Linked DNA regions of Homo sapiens: regions 1 and 3 are each linked to region 2. Evidence: read pairs that join two places in POLR2A ChIA-PET (ENCODE). Cell type or tissue: A673. All regions are shown on one strand.

Region 1 (5,000 bases), 570 kb after region 2:
CGCCTCTGATTTTAGGACATTATCATCACTCCAAAAATAAACTTCACATCCCTTAGCAATTATTCCCATTCTCTCACCCTCAGCTCCTAGCAACGAGTCTACTTTCTGTATCTATACATTTGCCTATTCTGGACACTTCATATACATGGAATCATACAGTATATGGCCTTTTTGCCTGACTTTCTCTCACTTAGCATAATGTTTTTAAGGTTCATCCATGTATCAATACTTGCTTTATTTTTATAGTGGAATAACATTCCATTGTGTGGCTATACTACATTTTCCTTATCCATTCATCATTCATCAGTTGATGGACATTTGGGTTGCTTCCACTTTTTGGCTAATGGAAGCTATGAACATTCATGTACAAATTTTTGTATGAAAATATGTCTTCAACTTTCTTGGGTATATATCCAGGAGTGGAACTGGTAACTTTATTTTTTTTAATTTTTTTTATTTTTTGAGACAGAGTCTCGCTCTCTCTCCCAGGCTGGAGTGCAGTGGCGCGATCTTGGCTCACTGCAAGCTCCGCCTCCCAGGTTTACACCATTCTCCTACCTCAGCCCCCCTGAGTAGCTGGGACTACAGGCACCTGCCACCATGCCCGGCTAATTTTTTTGTATTTTTAGTAGAGACGGGGTTTCACCGTGTTAGCCAGGATGGTCTCGATCTCCTGACCTCGTGATCCACCCGCCTCGGCCTCCCAAAGTGCTGGGATTACAGGCGTGAGCCACTGCGCCCGGCCCCTGGAATTGGTAACTTCATAGTTAACATTTTTGGGAACTCCCAAGTGGTTTTCCAAAGGGACTGCACCATTTTACAATCCAACCAGCAACATAAAAGGTTCCAATTTCTCCACATCCTCACCGACGTCAATGCTTTTCTTTTTCATTTTAGCCACTGTAGTGGATAGAGCTCAATGTTGCTTTGATTTGCATTTTCCTACTGTTGAAATGAAGATGTCAAACAAGCGTCTTTTCATGTGCTTTTAGCCATTTATATATATTCTTTGGAGAAATGTCTATTCAAATCCATTGCTCATTTGAAAATTGGGTTATTTGACATTTTATTGTTCAATTATAATAGTTCATTATGTATTTAGATATGTCTTTTATTAGAGATTTTATTTGCAAGTATTTTTCCCCATTCTGTGGGTTGTTTTTTTTTTTTTTTCACATTCTTGGTGGTGGTGTTCTTGGAAGCACAAAACAAAATCCAATGTATCTATTCTTTCTTTTGTTGCTTGTGCTTTTGGTGTAGAACCACTGCTTTTTAATAGCATATTTATGGTATTTTAGCTACATTAGTGGGTTAAACAGATTTTTGAGAGCTAGCCTGTGAACCCAATTGATAATTATAATTTCTCTGAGAAAATATATTAAGAGGACTAACAATGATTTTTAAAATGAATGCTTGAAACATAGTCAATTGGGAATTTGATCATCTTTTGTATATTATTATGGTGCAAACATGAAGTGCTGGAGATTAGAGACTGTGCAGCCTTTGAGCTGGAAGGGTCAGGAGAGGCTTTGGGGCAGATGAGGGCTCAAGGGGGTTGTTGGGGTGAAGGAATCCTGGAAAGAAGAATAGGTAGAACTAAAATAATGTTGAGGAACCTGTCCTCCTTTTAGAATAAGCTAAGGCAGCTTAAGTTTAGAATACTTAAGAATGGCCTTGGTTGTTCAGATCAGCCACTTAGGGTTATCAAACTTGGTGCAAAAGTGGAAAATAGAAAGGAACTCAATGTACAGAAACTGAAGACCGTGGCAGCCACTGAAGACCATGGCGGGCACTTCAGACCCTTGGGCAAGATCAGCTGCACTTTCCTTCCATCAGCAAAGAGACCAAGGCTGTGTGGAGGTCCCAGGGTCACTCCAGCCATGCCTAGAGCCGACTCAATCCTCCTGCTGGCCCCTGGACCATTCTAGTGGAAAGAGAACTAAGGATAATGTGGGATGAAGGTCTGTCCGCCTAGGAATGCCTAGGCCTGTTGAGAGTTAAAGTTGTGGGGTAGTACATTTTGACACGGTGGACCTTATGTAGCTGTTTGAACATGGCAGTCTTAAGGAGACCTGAGGAACTGGGGATGAGGGATGGGAGAGGGTTTGAGGCAAAAGGGAAAGAGGTCTGTTTTGACTGATACCAGGTAATTGAAAATAGATGAAAGTTTAACTGTTGGCTTTTTATTTGGTATCAAAATGTCACCCTCAAAATGGCTGGGTCAAAGCAGCAATGACAAAATGCCATGAACCCTGAGTCTCTGCATGAGGCTTAGTCTCCGTGACCTCTAAGTATCTGCAAGTGTGAGGAACTGTCTGCCTGCCCTTGTCTCCCTGCCAGACTTCCGTTGCCTGCAAAATTTGTGAAAACAGAAATTACGTCTATCTAAACATTTCTTATCTCAGCATCTCCTCATTTCCTGTTCCATCTGACCAGTCCCTTTCCATCCACACATACCCTGCATACCCTTGGAGAGCTCAGTAAATATTTATTGATGATGAAGATAATCACTAAAAATATGTTCCCATCAATGGGATCTATCTCTGGCCACTCAAGTGTCCTAAACTCATGAGAACTGCTTCATAGATGTGTTCCCTTCATTTAAAAAAAAAAAAAAAATCCATCCCATCTCTTCTGAGTTCTGAGAAAATTTGTTTTTAAATAGGATACGCTTACCCATCCACCGTGCTGCTGGATCCATGGCGAGAAGTTCTCTTTCAGGTACTTGGTGCCAAAGCCCAGGACCCTGTTCATCGGGTGGTTGTCAATAGCTGTGAGCTTGGCCGTGACGTCTATTACAAGGGCAGCCTTAAAGCCCTGAGCTTTGACCTCTGATTCTCCCCTGGGGTCCACACCCATTAGGACCTGGTCTGTGATGGTCTTGAAAACAGAGTAGGACAGCCCATCCTGGAAGTGGCCCATCAAAGCCTTATCTTTCTTCAGCTGTGTACAAAAGAATAAGCACTCAGTACAGTAGCTTGGCTCCACGAGGCAGACAGAAGTTCATTCTTTAGCTCAAATGCAGGCCATCAAACCATCCTGTGGAAAACCCTGGATGCTGGTGTCAACCAAGGGAATGGGGATGAAGGCAGTGTCCTGCAGAACCAGAATGGGCATGTACTGCTCGGTGAATTCATTTCATCAGCACAAATACATGTATAAAATGGAACAGTCAGTTCATTTGACATTTAACAAATATTTCCTGAGCACTTATAATGGGCAGGTAGTATGGATGACTGAGATGCGGGTCCTCACTCAAAGGGCTCACAGTCTAGTGGGAATTGCAGAAAAATGTGATGTCCTTTGCTAGAAGTAGTGTAAGGGACAGGATCTGAAGCTTAGGAATCACTGTCTTGGCTCAAACCCCTGGGTCCACCTCTTACTTAGCTATGCAATCTTGGGGAAATTAACCTCTCAGATTCAGTTTGTCATCTCTAAACTAGGATGGTGATAGTATTGATACTATAGGGTAATTGTTTTCTTTCTTTTTTTTTTTTTTAAGACAGGGTTTCACTCCCATTGCCCAGGCTGGAGTGCAGTGGTGTGGTCTCAGCTCACTGCAACCTCTGCCTCCTGGGCTCAAGTGATTCTCTTGCCTCAGCCTCCCAAGTAGATGGGACTACAGGTGCATGCCACCACACCTGGCTAATTTTTTTCTATTTTTTTGTAGAGATAGAGTTTCGCCATGTTGCCCACTCCTGGGCTTAAGCGATCCACCCACCTCAGCCTCCCCAAAGTGTTGGGATTACAGGCATGAGTCCCTGCACCCAGTCTTCATTTTCTTTTCTTTTCTTTCTTTCTTTTTTTTTTTTCTGAGATGGAGTCTCACTCTCTTGCCCAGACTGGAGTGCAGAGGCGCGATCTCAGCTCACTGCAACCTCCGCCTCCCAGGTTCAAGCAACTCTCCTGTCTCAGCCTCCCAAGTAGCTGGGATTACTGGCACACACCACCACACCCGGCTAATTTTTGTATTTTTAGTAGAGACAGGGTTTCATCATGTTGGTAAGGCTGGTCTTGAACTCCTAACCTTAGGTGATCCACCTGCCTCGGCCTCCCAAAGTGCTGGGATTACAGGTGTGGGCCACTGTGCCCGTACCCAGCCTTCATTTTCTTAAGAAACTTTTATTATTATTGTTTTTTAGGGACAAGGCTTACTATATTGCCCAGGCTGGTCTCAAACTCCTGGCCTCAAGCGATCCTCCCACCTCGGCCTCCCCAGGAGCTGGGATTACAAGTGTGAGCCACTGTGCTTGGCCCTATACTATAGGGTAGTTGAACACTTTATAGTGCTGGACATAGAAGAGGTGCTTTGGAAATGCGAGTCATTTTTCAGGATGCTACGGGAGCATGGAGGTCAGGGAAGACTCCCTTGCATGCAATGTTCACTTAAAAAAACTCCAATTCATTGATTTCTTTCCCATTATTCTACCCTATTGATTTTACCTCCCGGCCTTCCCTTGAACCTGGTATCTCTCTGCTTTACCTCCTTTGAACTACCACGCCTTTAAAACAAAATCAATGCTGCCTCTTCTGCTTTTGAAAAATCAGGGCTCATATCAAAAAGCTATATATCATCTTCATTTAAAGCATTCTTGCAATGTCTGTTAATATGCTGGTTGTCATGTGAAAACGGAAATTTCTGAGTGAGCAGGGACAAAATATTTATTTGAAAATCCTCTAGTTCTGTCCTAGAGGAATGATAAGCCAAGCGGGTTTTCAACAAATATTGTTTCTAAAAGGGATATCTGGGGGATGAGTCAGATGCGATTGGGAGATTTTGGCAGACCTGTCTTTTCCCTGAACCACGCCCACCCCCACCGTCCAGGCCCCGTCTGGGTTGTGACTCTGCAGGAGGCATGGCCAGCCTCCTCCATAACAGGGAACAGACTCCTCTTCATCAGTTTCCCAATGGAGGAGGCCAGGCTCAAAACCCTAGCAGGCAGCCAAGTGGGGACTGTGCCAGAACAGTAAAAGAATCAAACGCCACAAAGACAGGGCTT
Region 2 (5,000 bases):
AAGTTTGTCATCCATGCCCCATTCCTCTCTGTGGTCCTCCGCTCCCTCTTATTAGCTTCCAGTCATTCATCCATCCATTGCATCCAACAAAGTATGATTTTCAAAAAGTTAGAATCATGACTTTTACAAATATTGAATGAACATATGTTAAAGATTTATTAACATAATACCGAAGGAACCAATGATATAATAAAGCTGGTTCCAAGAGCATTTGAAGAATGCATCTTTATAGGCATTTTTTAAAAAGAATTTCAGCATAAGATTGCTAGGTAAACACTAAACTGGCTAATGTCCTAGAGGGCAGTAAGTCCATAACCTTTGGGGTTATTATTTTCTGCTAGAAAGAAATCTACAAGTTAACATATAAATATCTTCACAATGTCTCAGCTCTAGTCAAATATTAAATAGCAAAGTCAAGCACAGGTACATTCTCCCAGAGAGAGAGGCCCATTTAAGAATGTCCCAGCAAGATCTTAAGAGTATATGTCCTTTTTTGCCTTATTTTCAAGTATTGGATAATTTTTACTAACATATCCACCCATTCATATATTCATTAAACCTTTTTTAATAGCTATGTGCCCCAGGGATATAGAAGTAAAGACATAGTCCTTATCCTCAAGGAACTCATAACCTAATGGGGGAGACAAACATGCAAAATAAAAATTACAAAGCAAAGTGATAGGGTACATTCTCCTCCCAGGTGCCCCAGGATCCCATCATTACAGGGGTAACCAGTCCCCAGTTCTTTTTTTTTTTTTTTTTCTAATTGAGATGCAGAGTCTCACTCTCACCCAGGCTGGAGTGCAGTGGCGTGATCTCAGCTCATTGCAACCTCTGCCTCCCGGGTTCAAGCGATTCTCCTGCCTCAGCCTCCCATGTAGCTGGGACTACAGGCACATGCCACCACGCCTGGCTAATTTATGTATTTTTAGTAGAGACGGGGTTTTGCCGTATTGGCCAGGCTGGTCTTGAACTCCTGACCTCAGGTGATCCGCCCGCCTCAGCCTCCCAAAGTGCTAGGGTTACAGGTATGAGCCACCATGCCTGGCCCCCAGTTCTGTGCTATGACAACCCATCTACCATTTTCCCCACTCATGTATTAATCTTAAAGCTTGGATGGGTGAGAAGTAGATAATAGGATAAATGAATGATTCCTCTTTTAGATCATATATAGGTAGAGATAAATAAGGACCTTCAATACCTCAGCCAAGGGAGTATGTCAAATGGTAGTCTCAGAACTGGCTGGGAAGAGATAGGTCGAACAGGAAAGAGGTGAAGAAGCCTTTCTTGTCACTGCTAAAATTACTGCATATGGATGGCTCTGAACAGAATTACTAATTAACCAGATCTTATATTTCAGAAACACCCCCTTGAAGATATATTTTTATCTAAATTAATGGAGCAGGGGAGGCCTTTCTGAAACTTTACTTTGGGACCCTAGAATTTAGTTATAATATGGCAGACTTTTTTCTGGGAGGAAAGTGCAAGAACCTGTCTGAGGACACCTAAATTACCTTGGCTTTCCCTTAGATGAGATATCTGTTTCATATAGCAGTTGACCTGGTAGCTTCAGTTTCACCTGCCCTGCTTTTATCAGGAGTCATGTTTTCCCCTATCACCATAATCCCCAATGTTTCACCTCTCTGAGAATATATAGTGATTTTCTATGTGCATTTAATTCTCCTAGCAGAGGCACATAGAGTAAGAGTCATTTATTTCAGTTCTCTGTCCTTACAGATCCAATTTAGTAAACATCGAATAAGCAATTATTAATGTAAAGAACTTCAGTGGAAGCTGTAGAGCATGGAGAAAAAGAATAACATCCCCATCTCCCTACTGGAGTCCACAGTTTATTGGAGAAGACAGAAACATGGAGGTATTTCTAAAGCACAGATCTTAATCTTGGCTACACTCAGGATCACCTGGGAACTTTGAAACATCCGACACCCAGGCTGCACTCCAGAGCAATTAAATTAAAATCCCTGAAGCTGGGACTCAGGCATCAATATTTCTTAAGGCTGCCTGGAAGACTCCAATCTACTGTATTGCTAAGCTAGAGAAAAACAAACTTGGAAAATGCTGCAGTAAAGGACTAACAAGATGCTGTATGAGCAAGGGTACCACAACCATTCTGGATATGCTAATATTCTTATCCACTGTCTGACCGCATTTCTGCCCATGAATGCAGCAAATATAACCTCTCATTGTAACCAGGGGAAAAATTTAGATCAGTTTGATTGTAGGGCATTTAGAAACTATATACTCTGGGAGGCATGGTCTGAAGGAAACTATGTTTCTGAGGGGAAAAGGGCCCCAAAAAAGATCAACCCAGAAAAATGACCCCAAAATTCAATCCACATGCTATCTCTCTCCCCTGGAATGTTTTATTCACTTGTCTTCCTGAAGAAGTCCTATTCATCCTCTAAGCTCCCAGCTCAAACTTTACCTCTTCTGTGAAGCCTTTCCTTTTCTTCCCCTTACCCGGGCAAAACTGGGTCCCTATTTTTGTCTTACTTAGCTCCTTGTACAAAGTTCTGTTCTTAGCAGTGAATTATAATTATTATCAAATTGAGTTATAATATGGCACACTGCTTACGTATCTTTGTTTTCTTTTTTTTTTTTTTTTTTTTTTTTTTTTTGAGACGGAGTCTGGCTTTGTGCCCCAGGCTGCTCGGCTCACTGCAAGCTCCGCCTCCCGGGTTCACGCCGTTCTCCTGCCTCAGCCTCCCGGATAGCTGGGACTACAGGCGCCCACCACCATGCCCGGCTAATTTTTTGTATTTTTAGTTGGACGGAGTTTCACTGTGTTAGCCAGGATGGTCTCGATCTCCTGACCTTGTGATCCGCCCGCCTCGGCCTCCCAAAGTGCTGGGATTACAGGCGTGAGCCACCGCGCTCGGCCGATCTTTGTTTTCTTAATACCTAGCCCAGTTTCTCGGCTTATTGAATGAATATTCAGAACTGCAGCGATTTTAGGTGGAGTGAGAACTTATGCCACCAGCAGGGGAAATCTAGACTCAGGAACTCCTCGGGCTCCCTCGTCCTGTTTCTGAGCATTGGGATCCTCTGCTTCCAAGTGGTTGGGCTGGGGAAATGGGCAGACAGACTCATGGGTGTAAAGCAGCTGGAGGAAATGATGGAAGGGCCCCCCGCCTCCGGGCTTTAGTTAAAGCGGTGAGCTTGAGTTTCATTTGCAGAGTTTTGTTGTTAGAGGAAGAAAGAGACAGAAGGAAGTTCACAGGTTTTCAAGTATGCGCATTAAGGAAAAGTGCCTGTGTGGACTCCTGTTTTATTCAGGCCACAGGCATCCCAGAAAAGTTAGAACAGTTTTCTGTCTGGGGAAATTGTCTGTTTTAGTTTATTTTTAAACTTTAAATCTTAACAGGTTTTTTAAAAAGTTTAATAGGTTTTACACACATGAAGGCGAAAAGATGATTTCAATCTTATATGTATGAGGGTGCAGTCCAGATTTTCTAGGACAATGCTAATTTTAGATCTTATGTCCTGATTTCTTTTTTTTTTTTTTTTTTTTTTTTTTTGAGATGGCGTCTCACCCCGTCGCCCAGCCTGGAGTGCAGTGGCGCGATCTCAGCTCACTGCAACCTTCGCCTCCCGGGTTCAAGCGATTCTCCTGCCTCAGCCTCCCGAGTAGCTGGGACCACAGGCGCCTGCCACCACGCCCGGCTAATCTTTTGTATTTTTAGTAGAGACGGGGTTTCACTGTGTTAGCCAGGATAGTCTCGATCTCCTGACCTCGTGATTTGCACGCCTTGACCTCCCAAAGTGCTCGGATTACAGGCATGAGCCACCGCGCCTGGCCCTGATTTCTTATATGGAAAGTGTATGGTTGCTATTCTTACCATTGGCTATCATTTTCCCAGCATGCTTAAAGATCTTTTAGTAGTCAAAATGTTTAATTATTTTTGCTTTCTGTGTGGTGAGCAAAAACTTTTTTTTTAATTTTTAAAATTTTAATTATCTTACTTAAGCTTTCTTAAGTAAGGTTGCCTCATGGACAAAAAAGCCTAAAGATAATATAGAACAGGCATTGAGTATATTGCCTTGAGCACTAGACTTGTATTGAATATAGCTTTTTGGTGAAGATTATATATATTAACACTTCTTTCTCTACCACAAATTAGTACAAAAATCCCTCAAAGAAAAAATGAGGGCTGGGCGCAATTGCTACACCCGTAATCCCAGCACTTTGGGAGGCCAAGGCGGGCGAATCACTTGAGGTCAGGAGTTCAAGACCAGCCTGGCCAACGTGGGGAAACCCGGTCTCTACTAAAAATACAAAAATTAGCCAGGCATGGTGGCACGCGCCTCTAGTCCCAACTACTCGAGAGGCTGAGACACAAGAATTGAACCTGGGAGGGGGAGGTTGCATTGAGCAGAGATCGCGCCACTGCACACCAGCCCGGGGGACGGAGCGAGACTCTGTCTCAAAAAAAAGAAAATATTAGTCATTAAGAACCGTTCTTTCATTATGAACTATTATTTAATCCTGACTGTCACTTGAGAAATGTTTCTTTGTGAGGTGCAGACACAGGAGCCCACCAGGAAAGAAACTAGTGACTACTAGAAAAGCCTGTTGCTGGAGCCACATCCCCTTGTGCCACAGGCCAGATGGAATCTCTGCAAAATGGTGGCTGTAACCCCACATGGGCTTTTACTTTTAGTGGGCACATTTTTGAAAATATTAATGTTTATCCTTATCTTACCTTAATAACCATAATTATTATGGTTATTATGGATTAAATTGCTACTGTTTCTCTTTTTGTTTCCTGGATTCAGACCAAATTAAGCCTTTATAATCTGTGAGCAAAATCACCTCAATTTTAATTGAATGACCCACAACTATTTAATCTTTTTGCCTATTTAAACAGTGTGACTTTTTTTCTCACTGAATAATACAAAAAGTACAAAATAAAGGCTAAACTTTAAAATATTCTTTTGTATCTAAGATTTGTAAGCTTTATAAGCTTTTAAAAAGTGCT
Region 3 (5,000 bases), 120 kb after region 2:
ATTATCTAACTTCTACACTGAGAAATCTTTGTTGCCAGCCAATAGCTAGAAGGTAGCACTCCACCAAAGCTTTGTTGGATCTTTGATTTTCTAACTTTTGATCTTACTTATTTTCCTGCTTATAGCATGGTATCACCTCAGAATCCTGGGCTTAAATATTTGTTTTTTTAATGCTGCTGTACACAAGTCCTATGGTGGATATGGCCTGGAGTAGTAGAGCTTGTACTTACCCTGGAGATACACAGTAGTATGTTTTGCTTTTTTTTTTTTTTTTTTTTTTTTTTAAGCCTACTCACAGTCATAAGGAAGTAGAAGGTGAAAAGTTCATTGGACAATGTATTTTCTTTTTTTTTTTTTTGCTTTTTTTTGTTTGTTTGTTTTGTTTGTTTTGAGACCAAGTCTCGCTCTGTCGCCCAGGCTAGAGTGCAGTGGCGCTATCTCGGCTCACTGCAACCTCCACCCGGGTTCAAGCGATTCTCCTGCCTCAGCCTCCCAAGTAGCTGGGATTACAGGTGGGCACCACCACGCCCGGCTAATTTTTGTATTTTTGGTAGAGACGGGGTTTTGCCATGTTGGCCAGGCTGGTCTCAAACTCCTGACCTCAGGTGATCCACCTGCCTCGGCCTCCTAAGGTGCTGGGATTACAGGCATGAGCCACTGCACTGGCCTGTTATTGTTTTAAATACATAGAGCAAACAAAACACCAGTCCAAATTCAGTGAATTTTTATTTCTGTTAAGAACAGCTATATTTTCATGCCAGGTATAAAGAAGTATTTCTAAACTGATTTATTTGTTGTCCATGGCTCTCATATGGACAATGATATCATGATGTTAATTAAAGGTAAGAAATAATGTGATTGTGGTTGAGGCTTAAGGGTACTGCTAAGATAAAATTATTTTTAGGTTTCAAGCACTTGATGTTTTTAATTTTTTGTGTCTTATAGATAGTATCTGACAGATAGCCAGTCTTTAGGGAGCTTATTTTAGTTATGGAGTTATATATTATTGCCATATGGTGCCATGACTTAAAATGTTCTCATGCTGACAATACTATAGGAGGAATAAAGTAAACAAGCAAAATCCAGTAAACCAAATAGGAATGGGTAAGCAATATGTAGGGTGACTCAGAATGCATGAGATGTTGGTAGTGCTTACACTAGAACACAGCATGTCTATCTAGTGTTGTCTTTGTGCTTGACCATCTGTGACATCTATATTGCTTTCTGGCCTATTGCCAGGTCTTGATTGACCATTACCAGTCCCTTCTTACAAAATACTAAAAACACCTGGGTGTGTAAATAGCGGAGGTAATGGAAGGACTGAGGCAGCTTCAAAGAACTACATTGTGGAAAGTTGCCATAATGGTCAGAGCCACCCTTGTTCATTCATTCTTAACTTTGGTTATACAGTAACTCAAGGATTGAAATATATTTGGTAGCACTGACAGTTTCATTGCAAAATATTATCTAGGCCCTTTGGGGCTACTTATCACCATCCATCCCTCTGAGCATAGGCTGGACATTTAATTGTGAAAAAACACAACCACGAAACACAGGTAAAGTAAAAAAGATAAAACTAAACCATGGGTGATCATTAGTAGACCAGAATTCATTAACATAATCATTATCCAGAGGGTGCAGAATTTCCCCCCCAAATGATAGCATTTCATAAATTTATAATATTGTATAAATAACTCTCAGATGTTTTCATTATCCATTTATTTTGCATGGGAAATATAACTTATTTTTATAGTGTAATTTCATTTGGGTTTCTAAAAGTACATGATGTTACTGTTATTACATCAATATCATTTATAACAAGTTCTTTTCCATTCAGATATTCAGAATCCACATATTAAATATTAGATTGGTACATTATGGCTCTAGAACTGTGATTTGGTTACCATTTCTCTTACCGGCTTTGAATTTGGTGGGGAAAGATTTGCCAGGAAATGAGACTGAAGCTGTCATATAGTTTTGGCTAGATTGTAGTTTATAGGATATCGTTAGACTTTATTTATCCATGTACTCTCTTATCTGTTATTAGGGTAACTTAAGATTTGACCAGGATTTGTTTTTGAATTTTTTGGAGCGATGGAAACGTTCTGCATCTTGATTGTGGTGATGGTTACATTACAGTGTACATTTGGTCAAAACTCATAGAACTGTACACCAAAAAGCATTAATTTTACTTTATGTAAGTTAAAAAATAATGCTTTAAAAATAAATGTAGTGGCCAGGCGTGTTGGCTCATGCCTGTAATCCCAGCACTTTGGGAGGCTGAGGCGGGCGGATCACCTGAGGTCAGGAGTTTGAGACTAGCCTGGTAAACATGGTGAAACCTTGTCTTTACGGAAAAAAAAAAAAAAAAAAGTACACAAATTAGCTGGGCTTGGTGGTGCACACCTGTAGCCCCAGCTACTCAGGAGGCTGAGGCATCAAGCTGAGAATCGCTTGAACCTGGGAGGCAGAGGTTTTCAGTGAGCTGAGATCATGCCACTGCACTCCAGCCTGGGTGACAGAGCGAGAATCCATCTCAAAGTAAACATAAATTTAGTAAGATTACTGGATGTGAGGTTATTATACAAAACCTATATTTCTATATAACAGTAATCAGAAAATGAAATGTTTAGATGCTGTTTATAATAGCATCAAAAAATATCAAATGCTGGTAATAAATCTAAGAAAGATACCTGAAACTTTTACAGAAGTTTATATAAGTTGATTCTAAAATTCATATGGCAGTGCAAATGGCAAGAATAGTCAAGGTAATATTAAGGAAGAACAAAGTTGTAGGATTCACACTATTGAATATACAGTGTGGAATAAATGAATGGATAATGGAACAGAATAGAGCCCTGAATCAGACCCATATATGTAGATACTAATTTATGATTAAAATGGCACTTTACAGCAATGTGGAAAGAAAGATCTTTCGATAAATGATCCTACGTCAATTGCCTATCTGTATGAAAAGAAAAAGAAAACTAATTTTGGTCCTTGCTTGCCATCACTTACAAAAATAAATTATAGGCTAATTGTAGATCTCAATGCGAAAGGTTAAAAAAAACTAAAGCTTCTAGCAGTGTTCAGCCATATTCGTCATCAAAAAATGCTGAATGAAACCACAGTGAATTACCACTACACACTGATCAGAGTAGCTAAAATTGAGAAACAAACAAAAACTTGAAAATACCAGTATCAGCATGGGTGTAGAGCAACTAGAACCCTCATGTATGGATTCTGGAATTGTAAATTGGAATAACTGTGGAAAACTGGTTGTATCTATTATACTAAAGTGTTACATACTTATGCGTTTAACCTAGCAAACCCACTCCTAGGTGTATACCCAACAGAAATGTGTACTTATGCTCACCAAAAGACATGTACAAGAATGTTCATAGCAGCACAATTCATAATAACTCCAAGCTGGAAACAACCCACATGTCCATCAGTGGAAGAATAGATAAATACATTGTTGTATATTCAATGAGATACTAGGTAGAAGTGAACATGAAAAAACTCTTGCTACTTACAACAACATAGATATGAACATAATTTTGTACAAAACAGTTCAGACACAAAAGAGCTCAAAAACAGGCAAAACTCAGCCATGGTATAAGAAGTCAGGTTCGTGGTTACCTTTGGGGAGAGAGATTAGTAGTAGGAAGACATATGAAGCCAACTTCTGGAGTACAGGTGGGTTTCTATTTCTTGATCAGGATGGTGATTACATGAGTGTGTTAACCTTATAAAAATTCTTTGAGCTGTACATTCATGATTTGTGTATGCTTATTGGCATATATGTTATACTTGAGTTTTTACGAAATTTATTTTTAAATGCTTTGAGTTAACCACAGGAGTAAGTGGCATACAAGATTGTATTAGTTTCCTTTTTCATTAGTAAAGCTTGTATTATCAATGCTGTAAGGGAGAAAATTATTTGTATTACAAATACAAATAACTGGCCTCATAAATAAATAGAACAGGCTTAGCTTCTTTCTTAACCAAATCCAAACATTCCTAGGCTTCTTGAGTTTTTTATTGGTTTTGTTTCTAGGGATAAACCAATTCTTTTTTTCTCTTCACAAAAGAATATATTTCTGGAAGTCATTCTATATCAGATAGACATCTTTCTTTTTACATGTCCATATGGTATACTACATTGATATAATAATATATTTAGCCAATTTATCACTCATTAACTTTGAAGTTGTTTCTTTTTACAGTTATAAACATGTTACAGGGAAAAGTATTTCACATAATATACTTGGGCAGGTATTTATATAAGACAAATTATTGGAAGTAGAATTTCTAGATCTCAGATTATGTGTATTCTATTTACTTTTTTATCTTTTTGTTTGAAAATAATTTTAAATTTACAGAAAAAAATAAAAGAACAGCATCTACTATTACCAGTTTGCCCCCTTTGCTTTATTACTTGCTCTCTCTTCATATTTATATATGATACATTTTTCTGAACCATAAGTTGTACACATGGCCCACTATCCTCAAGCACATCAGCAGGTCTCCGAAGAACAAGGACAGTTTCCTACCCACAGTACAGTTGTCAACCCCAGTAAACCTGACATTGATTTAATACTTCTAACTAGCCCACACGTGTATTTCAGTCCTGTAAGTTGACACAACGACATTCTTCATAGCATTGTACTGTCTAGTACAGTCTTAGTTTGCTTGGGTTGCTATAACAACCTTAGACTGGGTAGCTTATAAATAACAAATTGACTTCTTATAGTTCTGAAGGCTAAAAGTCTGAGATCAGAGTGCCAGCATGATCTGGTTCTGGTGAGGGCCCTCTTCTGGGTTGCAGAGTACCAATTTCTCATCGTATACCCAAGAAAGAGAGCTCTCTGGGGGTCCTTTTTATATAGCATGAATCCCATTCATGAGGGCTCCACCTCATGACCTAATTACCCTCTAAAGGCCCCAGTTTCAGATACTATCACAATGGACTTAGGGTTTTAATTTAAGAATTTAGT

Evidence for each region. ChIA-PET counts read pairs that join two places held together with the same protein. Peaks named below come from ENCODE experiments on the same cell type or tissue, not always from the same donor. Only the 100,000 strongest peaks of a DNase experiment are listed, where the experiment ranks them.
Region 1: POLR2A ChIA-PET joins it to region 2 with 8 read pairs; 2 of 35 experiments call an interaction of 5 or more read pairs at or near these places.
Region 3: POLR2A ChIA-PET joins it to region 2 with 9 read pairs; 10 of 35 experiments call an interaction of 5 or more read pairs at or near these places.

What each region holds. Positions count from the first base shown.
Region 1 is chr12:12,092,607-12,097,606 of GRCh38, reverse strand. BCL2L14 (BCL2 like 14) reads right to left here. Exons shown (of 6, transcript NM_138723.2): 5 at 2,677-2,943. Among named protein-coding and RNA genes, the nearest start is that of MIR1244-4, 17 kb to the left of the region's middle. In A673, no CTCF peak of the experiment used is centred here; a DNase peak (open chromatin) is centred at 4,826.
Region 2 is chr12:12,663,459-12,668,458 of GRCh38, reverse strand. All of the region lies in intron 3 of GPR19 (G protein-coupled receptor 19), which reads left to right. Among named protein-coding and RNA genes, the nearest start is that of GPR19, 30 kb to the left of the region's middle. RefSeq lists an enhancer at 4,420-4,669. In A673, no CTCF peak of the experiment used is centred here; a DNase peak (open chromatin) is centred at 3,078.
Region 3 is chr12:12,542,816-12,547,815 of GRCh38, reverse strand. The region is part of intron 1 of DUSP16 (dual specificity phosphatase 16); the gene reads left to right. Among named protein-coding and RNA genes, the nearest start is that of DUSP16, 18 kb to the left of the region's middle. In A673, no CTCF peak of the experiment used is centred here; no DNase peak of the experiment used is centred here.